Linked DNA regions of Mus musculus: region 2 is linked to region 1. Evidence: chromatin contacts called from ENCODE Hi-C data. All regions are on one chromosome and are shown on one strand. Each heading gives the region's core, a stretch centred on a gene start or an enhancer-like site at or near the end of the contact. The rest is flanking DNA. Distances are from core to core; before and after follow the strand shown. Region 1 holds the start of Lpin1 (lipin 1). Region 2 holds the start of Rock2 (Rho-associated coiled-coil containing protein kinase 2).

Region 1 (5,645 bases), core at 373-2,872:
TTCCCACCCGCGTGCTTTTCAAATCAATTTATACCTTTATTGGTCCCTTACAGACCCTGAACCTAAGAGAGAAAAGACACACAAAAAAATGGATTCACAATCTAAGGTGGGGAAAGGGTGTGCCAAGTTATGGACCAGGGGCTAGCCTTGGGTAGCCAGGACCAGCCTAGCCCTATAAAGGGACCTCAGTGGTACCCTGGGCTGCCCCATCAGGGTGTAACAATCCGAAGTTGTAACAACCTGGAGCCTCTCGGTTCATCAGTCTAGTAAACAAAGGGTGGCCTTTCCCTCACTCTAGATAGGGAGGCTCCCAAGTGATGTCTCTGGCCCATGGATTTCCAGCTATCAGTAGTCAGTTGTCTTGCCATCTCCTGACCTTTCCCTCTCTTTAGCCTGAAGCACTGAGAGCAATAGATAAGCAAAGACCCACCCCAGCCTCCCCAGCAGACAGCACCCCACACAGAACAGCAACCAAGGATCCTATCTCCTTCATCTGAACCCCAACTTATCACCCAGGCAACAAGACTGGGCATGTTGTCCCTTTCAATAAAGTGACAAGCATCATAAGAACATTGCTGACTGCCACCTAAAAAGGGTAGAAATCACGTGAGGTGGGACAGCCACCAAGACAAAACCAAGCTCAGCCCCAGGCTTCCCAATCCAACCACCAGGCCCTACACAAGCAGGAATAAGGGCCAAAACACACACCCACACACAAAACCCGTGACAGCAGAAGCGCGCTGTCGGCAAACAGGAAGCTTTGTCAACACAGGGAATCAACACAGTGGGATCTTTCAGCCTTTCTGGGAACACTAGAAAGTCCCCTTAGTGGTGCAGATATTAGTCCTTAACTGCTTTCATTCATAAAACGTATTTTATGGAACAAAGGATAGATAGTATATGTGTGAATCCCCATGGGCCGCTATCCTCTCCTCCTAGAACCGTTACAGTCTTCCCCACAACTTCACTACCCAGTTGGAAGCTTTTTCCCACACGCCCCAGCCCAGCCCAGACCATTGCTTTCCTTCTTGCCTCCTGCCAAGGAGGGTGGGCGTCTGGAGCAACTACTGGCCACACAAATTATCAGCCAGCCACCTTGACTCTGTCCCCTTAATATGACTTAATATTAATACTTAATATGACTTCCAAAGCATTGCTTTCCCTCCCATATTCCCCCCGGCCTTTCCCAGATAAAAGTGCCTGCAGCTACTAAGGGAGCCACAGGCCCAGTGCCCACCAGACTGCAAAGCTGCAGAGAGGCCTGCTGCGAGCTTGATTATCTAAGAATCCCGGTTCCCAGTTCGCTGCCACCCAGCGGAGGCGTGCCCTTGGGCACGAAGGTCAACCTACCAGCCTAGACTCAGTTTCCTTGGCTGCAAAGCCTGAATCCTAAACCCTTTGGGATACGTCTCATCCGGGTCTCGGACCGCCACGGGGTCCCTGCAAGCTTCGACACCCCACGGGAAGGCCTGTGTCACAACACGGCCCACATCGCCTCCCTGCGGGGCCCCACGTCTCAGTAATGGGCTTTGGGGCGCAAGCTGGGCCCCGGGTCCCCATTGCTACTCACCAAGAGGATTCACGAGCAGGCGCGCACGCGTGTGGCTGCCTTTGTATGCAAACAGCGGGCCGGAGCGGCTGTCAGCTAAAGCACGGCAAGGGGCGGGGCCTGAAAGGAGGCGGAGTCTCCGGGGCGACGCCAGGGGACTCTGGAGGAGCGTGCTGCTGGGATGCTTTCAGAGCCCACAGACCCCCCCCCCACCCCACCCCACCTCCCACCTCCCTCTCATATCCCCGCCTCCCCCTTCCCATCCCATCCCTCCCCAGACTGGACTGTCTGCCTTGGCGTTCCAGGGAGTAGGCAGCCAAAGTCTTCTAATTCCACAGCCTGACCCTGTTTTGACCTTATGTCAGTTTACAATTAGTTCTTCCCCTGATGTGCCTGTCACAAGCTAGGGATCAATTCCTAATCTTAGCACTCCCACATCCTGCCTCCCTCCTGGCTAACATTCACCACCAGTCAGCAGAGCCAGGAAGGAATAAATAATAACAGACAATGCCAGGTCTGGGGGTGGAATGGCTCAAGTCAGACCAAGTCACTCTTAAGTGTCACGAGACTACTAGGAGACAAGGACTCCTATATCCCGGGCTTGCCTCAAGCTTTCTATGGGTTCCTGGATGACCCTGCACTTCGGATCTGCCTATCTTACCTCCCAAGTGTTGAGGTTACAGGCAATCCTACCCCCACCATGCCTACTTTATGCGAGCCGGGAATGGACCCCAGAGCTTCACATCCGCTAACTGAGCTACATCCAGGTAATAAATATCAAATTATATATACAACAACCCTCCGAAGAGTCAGTGCTTTCTGGGGGACAGAAGAGCAAAGACCTTGAGGAAGACTGCTGGAGAACATATACCTGGGGTCTCGTAGACCAACAGAGAGAGCCCAAGTATAATGTACCTGTCACCGGAAACTATATGCAGAAATATGAGTCAGAAATGGATGCCAGCCACAAGCAACCCAGGAGAGGGAGGTCAGAATGATGACGGGTGCGTCCCACCTTGAGAAAAACTAGTTCGTGGGGAGGTCCAGGGAGGAGTGGCTTGTGTACCCCAAACTGGTCCTAAAATCTACGAATCTAAAGGTGACCACGAACTTCCAATCCCTCTGCTTTCCGGTTTCTGGAATTACAGGTCCCCACCCCCACCCCCACACTGGGTTTCCGAGGCACTGGAGATCCCTCTCAAGGGATTCTGCCCACCAAGCAAGCTAGGACCCCAGTCCAAGACCAGGCCACCGAAGACCTGCAAGGGAACTGAGCCAGGCTGGGCTGCCTCCACCCCAGTGCTCAGGAGATCAGCACAGGCAGGGTGACTCTGAGCATAAAGACAGAGGTGGAAGCGCTCCAGCTGCACTTGGGGCAACACAAGTAGCCACAAGGGTTGTCTCCGCTGCCCACAAAGTCCTGGGGTTCTGGACCCCAGAATGAAGGCACCCTGCCCCACCTCCATCATCTCCTCCATCCTCCACACCCCCACCCCAAGGCCTTCCAGAAAGCATGTCTTACAGTCTTACATTCTGTCATCTAAATAAGGTCATTTTTATTATTATTATTTTCCAGATTTGAAGCAGGTGGAGGAGAATCTGAACACATAAAGTCCAGCCCAAAGCCCTTACCCCACAAATGAACCTGGGGTCTGGAACCCGCACACACAACCGCAAACGCACCCAGACAGCTCTGAGTAGCAAAGATAGGACCAGCTTTGCCTGCTGCCTATAAGAAGATCCCACAAACAGGTCACTTATCTCAGAAACATTCACTAGGTCACAGGAGATGGTCGCACTATACAAAAATTGGAGTCTCTGAAGCCCAGGTGTTCTAACCCGGCAAAGTCTGGAGCCCCCCTGGTGGGGCCCTAGGCAGTGTTTTGTCTGCAGCCACGCTCCTGCCGCTGAGCTGTGACTCAGCCAGAGAACTGAGGTGATCCCCTGAGCCAATCCCAGTACCTGCTGTGTTCAGCCCAAGTCGGAAGAGGGGAAATAACCTAATGACTCTAGCTAGAGGAGGAAGGAGCCAATCCTGGGCTCAGCAGTACAGCATCCTCGATTCCGTACTCAGTTTTACAATCCAGGAAGTGAGCGGAGGTGTTGGTTAAGCAGGTCCTTTGGAGGCTGGAAAGGAACTTGTTAAGTTCTTGGCCAACACTGACTAGATTTTCAATTCTAAAATCCAGTAGTCCTAGGAGTGGGAATTCTATAAGGACTTGGTGGCTGCAGCTGGCTCCCTGGTCCCTCAGAAAGGACAAGCATCATGCAGGCGTCCATCAGGATGGGACAACAGGCTATGCGGTGCTGAAAATTGCTCTTTTGCTAAACATGGGACCGCAGGTGTTCCTCGCCACACCAGGAACTGGTCCCTGCTGATGTGAATATAAAAACACCCACCCCTTCTAAATGAAAATCGGTCTCCTCAGTTGCTGGCAGTGACGGTAACTGTTAAGTCCTTAGGTTCTGTTTTCCTGAATGCTGCACGGCTAACCAGCATGCCTGGGCAGGTGTGGACAGAAGAGTGAGCGGCCCTCTTCATGAGACCCCCACAGCCACCATAGGTGGACCTCTCCACTCTAGTGGTCGGCTCTGCAAAATCACAGCAGAAAGTCTTGCAGAGCCACTGGGTGCTGTCCCAGAAGGACAGAGCACTAATGCCTAGGGCTTCTGGGAATGGGGGGCTCTTCAGAGTCTAAGGCTAGCCCTTAATAGAGGGCCCCCGGCTTTAAGGTACCCAAAGGAGACGCTGGCCCTCTGGAGAAACTAGAATTTCCCTAGGACTCCCACTCAGGGAGAAGACAATGGCTGAATGAAGCCCGGCATCCTCCTGGAGGAGGAAGCTTGCCTTCTAGGAAGAGAATCCCCACACACCTTCTTTGTTCCTCTTCCTGCTGGGGCCACACTGACTATGTCTCCTTCCTCTGCTCTTCCCCATCCCCCTTCTGTCTGACTGGCCCACTGAAGGCATGGGGGCAGAGCCCCACTTGTCAGGGAATTAGGATTGGCAGAGCCCAGGCTCTGACGCCAACCCCAGGTGACACAATGTGGCTTCTTCATCGTGGGGATTTCCTTACTGGGGTCCTCAGAAGCAAGGTGGGAACCTCTGGCCACCTGGTACCGCTTCACTAGGGTGAGGGAGGACAACTCGACCCAGCAGTGGGAAACCCCAGCAGAGACAGGATACAGCCCATGGCACTGGGCCTGGGCCTGGGGGAATTTCTGGGGAGAGGGTATAAATGGTCCTGGTTCCAAAGGCAGAGGAAGAGGAAAGTAATCTGGGAATGGCAAGGGGCAGGAACAAAGGCATCAGGGAAGGCAGACTTCAGTGTGTCACCAGGGCCATCTTAATCAGGGTGATGCTCCAGGAGAGCAAAAGGGGTAAGGGGGGGGGGGGTGTCAAAGACATATAAGGGAAGCTGCTAGCTGGCAGCAAGCACGCATCTTAGAGTCTGTGTTACTCCAATCCATCCCCCATCACGCCAGGAAGGAAATAGCACCCAGGCTCCCCTGGGACTCAGGCCTACAACATTGCCAACACACGAAGCCTTGGGCTGACACACACACTGTGGCCGTGTTCCCTAGTCATTTACTCAGTTCCCAGTCAGCACAGCGACCTGTGATGTCGTAGATTCCTGGGCTACATGAGGGTACCTGTCCTCAGTAAGCACACGGTCTCAAGTAGTGATCATATGTTCAATGTTGCTACCAGCCCAAGGGTTGTCCACTGACGAAGGGTCTGGGCAGTCCAGTCCCCAAGCAAGAGGATTCATCCCAGTCTGGGAGTCCTGAGTCCCTCTGGGCAAATCCAGGCCAGATGGAGGAGCTAAGGGCAAGGGGCAATCAACAGCGAATACAGAGAACCTGGGGTCCGTCAGAGCTGACAGAGTCTGGCCTCGGTGGGCAGGGACAATCGTAGCTACTGTGTAAGATGTCTCCCTCAGAGAAAGCAAGAGAGGCACCACCATAACGGTCTTTTCACTGTGGTCATATGGGAAAGATTCAATGAGCCAGGCTAGACCAGAAGGACAACACGGGACTATAGTGGTGCCAAGGTACAGAGTGAGGCTGACGGAGGTCAACGTCAGCATAGACT
Region 2 (6,312 bases), core at 455-2,954, 310 kb after region 1:
CCAGAGGCCAGTTTTATTATCTACAAGAGAAAGGGTTCTCTTCAGTCATCAAAGACTCTTCCTGTCTTAATCCAAGTCAGAGGGGCTTCTCCCCAGAAGGGCAGACATTTTTGGACCCCTGCGCTGGGTGAAGTGCATGCAATTTTGGCCAGGCCAGGGCTGTAGCCTACCTGCATATTTACCTTGACACCCCAGGGAGCTCTACAGTTCACTATTCAGGGGCATTACACTCTAGCTTCCATAAGTACAAGTTTTCAAATTTAAAAATTCAATATGCTTTTTAGCATTTTTTTGTTGTTGTTTTCAAGACAAGTTTTCTCTGTGTAGCTCTGGTTGTCCTGGGACTCATTCTCTAGACTTAGGTTAGCCTCAAACCCTCCTGCCTCTGTCTCTCCCCAGAGCTGGCATTAAAGACCTATGAGGCCACCACCCTACTTGACATCTTTAGAAGTGGGGGGAAAATCCCATTCAGTTAGGAGCAAGTGTGTTCTCTCACTTGTTTAGCTGCTCATTTCAAAGTGTTCATAATCCCCTTTGCATTTTTTCACTTCCGGTAAATTTTCCCTAGTCTCAACCGGCTTGCAATACCCGTAGGATTCTTCCCGTGAATATGACAAGAGCTTGTTTGGATTATTCAGCTGCTGGAAGATTGGGTCCACTCCCAGGGTTTTGGTCATTGCGAACATTCTGAATAGCCCTGCTGTAAACATCTCCACGCAAAGTCCTCCTCTTTTCGGATCATTTCCTTACACTTGGACTTCCTTAAATGGCCTTACTGGGTCAAAGGGGCTCTGTGAACAGTTTTATAGCTCTTGGCACATAGTTTTCCGATTGCGCCCTGAGAGGATCTGACCAATGGCTAGGGGGCAAGGAGAGGGCAGGAATGCGGAGAAGCAGCCCCTCTCTTTCACTCTCCAAAAGCAAGGGCCCCGCGGATGCAGAAGCGCTTCCTTATTGCCTCCTGTTCCCTCCGCCTGGCCAGTGTCTAAGGTCTAAGGCCAGGCGGGCACCTTGGTCAGGGAAGGGCACAAAGGTTTCTGAGAGTTTAGGATTTATGACCCGGAGGCAGAAACAACTCCTCCAGGCCTCCCAGCTCCGGGACTCAACAGGATTCAAACGAGTCCCACACTCTTAGCGCGGGCTAGGGGCGCGGCCTCCCCGCCCCCTGGGAGCCCCAGGCGCAGGCCTCAGGCGCACCAGGCCTGGGAAGGGCGCTGACCCGGGGCGCAGCAGTTCGGCGCGGCTTGCATAGCTGCGCGCTGAGTCAGCGGGACACAGCGGGCGGGGGGCGCGGACGTCAACTAGGCCTCTGGGTCCGGCCGGCGACGTGGGACACACGACGGGGACCACGGGGCACCGCGCTGCCATCCGTCCCGCCTCCCAGTCCCGCGAACCGGCCCGACGAGGCAGGGAGACTAGCCAGGCGGCGGGAACGGAAAAGAAGCCTGGCTGCTCAGCCCGGTGGCGGGGCGTGGCCGGAGGCCAGGGGCGGGGCGTGCCGCGGGGCCGCGCCGGGGTGGGCGGGGCGGGGCCGGGCCGCGCGCAGCCGACCGCGGGCGGAGGGGCTTGTGGGTAGCGGCGGCGCGCGGCCGAGTAGGGACGCGGCTCCGACTGCGTGTGAGGGGAGCGGGCGTGTGGGCGCGCGAGGCGGCCGGCGGCGATATGCGGGTGGACGGGCGACGGCCCTAGCGGCCTGAGCCCCGAGGGCGGGGTGGTGCGGCGCGGGCGCCCCTTCCCCGCTCCCGCCCGCCGGGTCCTGGCGAGCTCGCTACGGGCCGGGCGGCGCGCGTGCGGCTGAGGGGCGGGGACGCCGTGTGCCTCGCTGCTCCCGGCCGGGCCGGGCGGCTCCTCAGACAGCGGCGCGCGGCGTGCCGGGGCGGAGGTTCCGCGGGCGGCGCTAGGCCCGGCGAAGCGGCATGAGCCGGCCCCCGCCGACGGGGAAAATGCCCGGCGCCCCCGAGACCGCGCCGGGGGACGGGGCGGGCGCCGGCCGTCAGAGGAAGCTGGAGGCGCTCATCCGAGACCCTCGCTCGCCCATCAACGTGGAGAGTCTGCTGGTAGGTGCGGGCTAGGGAGGGAACTCCCCGCCCTGCCTGGTCCCCCCTCGGCCCACCCGCCCCGCTTCCGGCTGCCCGGGGAGCTGGAGACCCAGGTTCCAGAGTGGAGACCCCACCTGGGATTCTCGGGTCCACCTCCCTGCCGAGCGAGTGTCATCTCGGCCGCCCCCGTTCTTGGAGCGCGCAGGGAGGAAACACCCCTGGTCTCCTTCCCGCCTACCCAGTTGGTTTGGGGCGGAAAGGTGGAGGATTGGCTGTGCTTCCTACACTGGGCTACCCAATTTGAAAGTGTCACGCAGTGTGGGAGCTAGGGTGAAAACCCAGGGAGAAAGAAACCCGACGCTCTTCCTATTGGGAGTACCACCGGGGGCACACGACAAAGAGCTCGTCAGGAAGCTGGGAACGCACAGCTAGCTCAAGTTTGCTGCTTTCAGTTGCTCTTGGACATTCCATAGTAGCTATTTAGTACATTTGAATTTATGTAAATTAAATTTCCGGAGATTGTTGCTCTGAAGCCAAGAAATGAGTCTGAATTGTAGAATGGGATAAATCTCTCCCCTTCATCTTGTCTTTCCCATAGCATTCAAAATCCAAATTAAGAGCCTTGGAAAAGGCAGCTAACTGGAGCTCGGTTAAGAAAAGAACACGATTTACAATAAATGCCATGTAGAATGCTGGTATACTTCTGGTCGTGTTGAGGGAAGCGATTATGCTTGGCAAACGAATTTGATTAGTGTGCACCTAGAGTTGCATTTATGGGAAAAAGTGGTGTGAACGTGTACCCTGAGGAGAAGTCGGAAAAAAAAAAGATACTCCGGCTATTAGCTTTGGAGGTCTAGACTTAGGGTGGGTGATCAGGCATTCTGTGCCAAAAAGCATGTCAGACCTGAGCTCTGCTAGGAGAAGCCTAGTGACTCTGTGATGAGAAAAACTGTCTCCTCCCTTTCCACTGACTAACTTTTCTTCTGAGGCCGTTGGTTATCCTTTGAGGTTTCTGGAATCATTTGCAGAGTGACTCAGTTCTGTTTGGCCACAGCGCAGGAACTGACTAGAGTGTGGGTATCGCTCTATAGGATGTGTAAATATAGAGATTTTGACTTTTGGGGGCGGGGGGAGTGTTTTTGTTTGGTAGTGGGTTCCTGTGTTCTTGTGGGACGTATTTTGGAAGTCTTCAGAGCAGGATTGCTTGGAGTTCATAGCCTTTTTGTAGATAAAGCAAAGCTTCTCTGGTGTCACTGCCAGGATTTTCACTTTGGTATTTTGCTAGCAAAACTTTGATCCTAGGCCAGAAAGTTCAGTTAAAAATAGTCTCTGTAAATCTCAAGTATTCACCAGGATCATTTTCAATCCCAGATAGAAATGTTTTTACATTTCACAGTCATCTCTTGTATTATTAGTGATGTTAATTATCATTATCAGGGTCATTTTGAGCTTGGAACCAAGTTGTTTATACCTGTGACATGACTATTTTGTTTTATTAAAATATTACCTAAATTATTACACGTGGCCAGTAACAGTTCCTTCATTGAGTGCTTCATACACCACATTTGTTAAGGTGACATATTACCCTTAGGAGGGTTGACATCAAATGCTGATTTGACCGCAGGCTTATTGCTGCTTTTAGTTGATTACATGTCATTGAGAATCAGGACAGGTGTTATTCTAGAGTGCAGCGTATGTTACTAAGCCAAAAAATGCCGTTTATTCCTTTAGAGTGAGGTTCCTGATGCCTCTGTTGCACATTCATAAAAGTTGAAAACATCATTAAAGTTGTAATAATATCCATGTTATGTAAATTTTATCATGAAGTTTTAGAATGAATTTTGTGCTGGGTGGTTTTATGTCAACTCTACACAAGCTAGAGTTATGGCATTTTCTTACTTAGTGATTGATTCGGGAGGGCTCAGCCCATTATGGGTGGTGCCATCCTTTCGCTAGTGGTCCTGGGTTCTTTAAGAAAACAGACTGAGCAAGCCATGGGAAGCAAGCCAGTAAGCAACACCCTTCCATTGCCTCAGTATCAGCTCCTACCTTCAGGTTTCTGCCCTGTTTGAGTTCCTGTCCTGACTTCCTTTGATGAGGAACTGTGTGGTATGGAACTGTAAACCAAATAAACCCTTTCCTCTCCAAATTGCCTTTGTCATGGTAAAATTTTAATTGTAGTAGTAGTATACATAAACCTTGCCATTTAAACTGTGTTGAAGTCCACAGTTGGGTGATGCTATGTGCATTCCCTGCTGTGCCAGTGATCACTGCTATGCATCCTCACAGCCTTTTCATTCTCCAGGTTGTAACTCTGTAGTCTTTACACTGATACTATTTTTAAAATTATGTTTCTAAAAATGCTCACAAAATAATAGCTGTTACCACTTTAAAGATTTGAAATCTTGCCATGAGCTTTTTTTCACAATTAAATCATTACTTTACTTAACATTACATTTCTTTTGGTTTTATTCTAGAAAACATACCTTTAATAATCTAATAAAAACAGCCTGAAATTTAGTTACTGTATTCAAAAGCTTAGAAAGCACCATTGGAAGTTGTGTATTGCTAAATATGGCAAGTGATGATGAAACATACCAGAATTTTCTATAAAACGTTTTCAGTAAGCTAGGCAAGCCATTCATAGGAAAAAAAGTTACATGAGATAGCATGTAAGGTTTTAGTCCAGTGTATGGCATATCTTTACACTCATTTTACGTCTCCTATGTGCATTTGACAAATTTTTTGCTAGCTTTATGTTTTCTTTGAGATGGGAAATGATTTTTGTTTTAGATATTATTACAGTTTTCAAGTGCATGCAATTATCATTTTGAGTTTGCTGTCATAAGTACTAATCATTGTCAAACATATATATGGCGCTGAATTTCAGGACTATCAGTGTACAAACTAAATTATCTTGTTTCTCTGCAGAGGCTATTTACTTTATTTGCCCTTAAAATACGCAATTCTTTTGAAATTGTAGATTGTGAGCTGCTTGGTATTATATAAAAATAGTTTTGAGAGATACTTCTGAAATTAAAAAACAAGCAACATCTATCTTGTGTGTTTGAGTGTGTGCATGTGCCCTGCCATGTGTAGAGGTTAGAGGACAACGGGTGGGAGTTGGTTCTCTCTTCTCATGTGGGTTCTAGAGGTCAAACTCAGGTCATGGGGGTTGTCAGGCTTGGTGACTTGTAAGTACCTGTATCTGCTGAGCCTCTTTTGAAGGTCAGTAATTTTGAAATATTTTAAAGGGAGGATCTTAAGTGATAACCTTTGGTAAGTTCCTGTGTTGTCAGAGATCCTTACATTGCTTGCCTGATGTGTTTTACTTAACTAACATGTATGCTGGAGAAATGTCTTAAGGTTTATGCCTTGGGATTTTATTTTGTTATTTTAAAGAGTATGTGGCTATAGTAACCTATATAGTACCTAGGCTTTTGTGAATGGATAAAGGTGATCAAACATTTATTTACAATTTCACTGGGCTGAGAAACAAAATACCAATTAAAAATTTAAATTTACATTTCTTTATTTGTGTGTGTTGGGTGGGGTGTTTTGTGTCATGGTACAGGTATGGAGGTCAGGGAACAGTTTACAGGAGCCAGTTCTCTCCTTCCACTGTGTGGATTCCAGTAATCAAACTAAGGCTGTCAGGCTTGGCAGCAGCTGCCTCTAACTGCTAAGCCATCTGCCTGGCCCCAGAAACACCTATTAAAACTGGTACCTGCCAGTAACTATATGAAAATATTACTGTACAGAAATTTTATTTTTGATAGTTCTGGATATTAAACTCAAGTCCTTGCACATGCTTGCAAGTGTCTGCCTCAGGGCTATGGCCCCAGATCATGAAAATATTTATCACAGTACTTAGGTTCTTTCCATTTAGTGCTGACTCTTCACCCAATTAAGATACAATTGCATGTGTGTTCACTCCCCATAAGTAATGTCTGAGACTGTTTTGAAGATGTAATAAAAATGAAATAAAATAAAAGATGAAAAATGACTTTGTACTTATTATTTGTGTGAAGTAGGAGGTAGATATTTAGAATATACAGATTAATTGCTTTAAAACTTAATTTTTGTTTTGTTTTGCTTTTTACATTTTTTTATTTGTGGGTATTTAAGTAGGGAGCTGAGGAAAACTTTTGAGAGTTGATTCTCTCTTATTGTATGGATTTCAAGATCCACAGTTTGTCAGGCTAGGCAGTAGTGCTTATTCCTGCTTACTGAGCTATTTATAATATAAATAAATTTAATAAATGTTATAAGC

What was found. Hi-C counts contacts between places; a loop is a spot of excess contacts on that map.
Region 2: a loop to region 1 is called in a map of heart, with 2.2 times the contacts of the local background. The contact joins the promoter of Rock2 here to the promoter of Lpin1 in region 1. A Hi-C loop is called at or near these places in 4 of 37 maps with a recorded cell type or tissue (T-helper 1 cell, T-helper 17 cell, T-helper 2 cell and 1 more).

Annotation. Positions count from the first base shown.
Region 1 is chr12:16,588,148-16,593,792 of GRCm38, forward strand. Lpin1 (lipin 1) reads right to left here and starts at 1,623. Exons shown (of 21, transcript NM_015763.4): 1 at 1,571-1,623.
Region 2 is chr12:16,893,274-16,899,585 of GRCm38, forward strand. Rock2 (Rho-associated coiled-coil containing protein kinase 2) reads left to right here and starts at 1,705. Exons shown (of 33, transcript NM_009072.2): 1 at 1,705-2,057. The coding sequence starts at 1,917.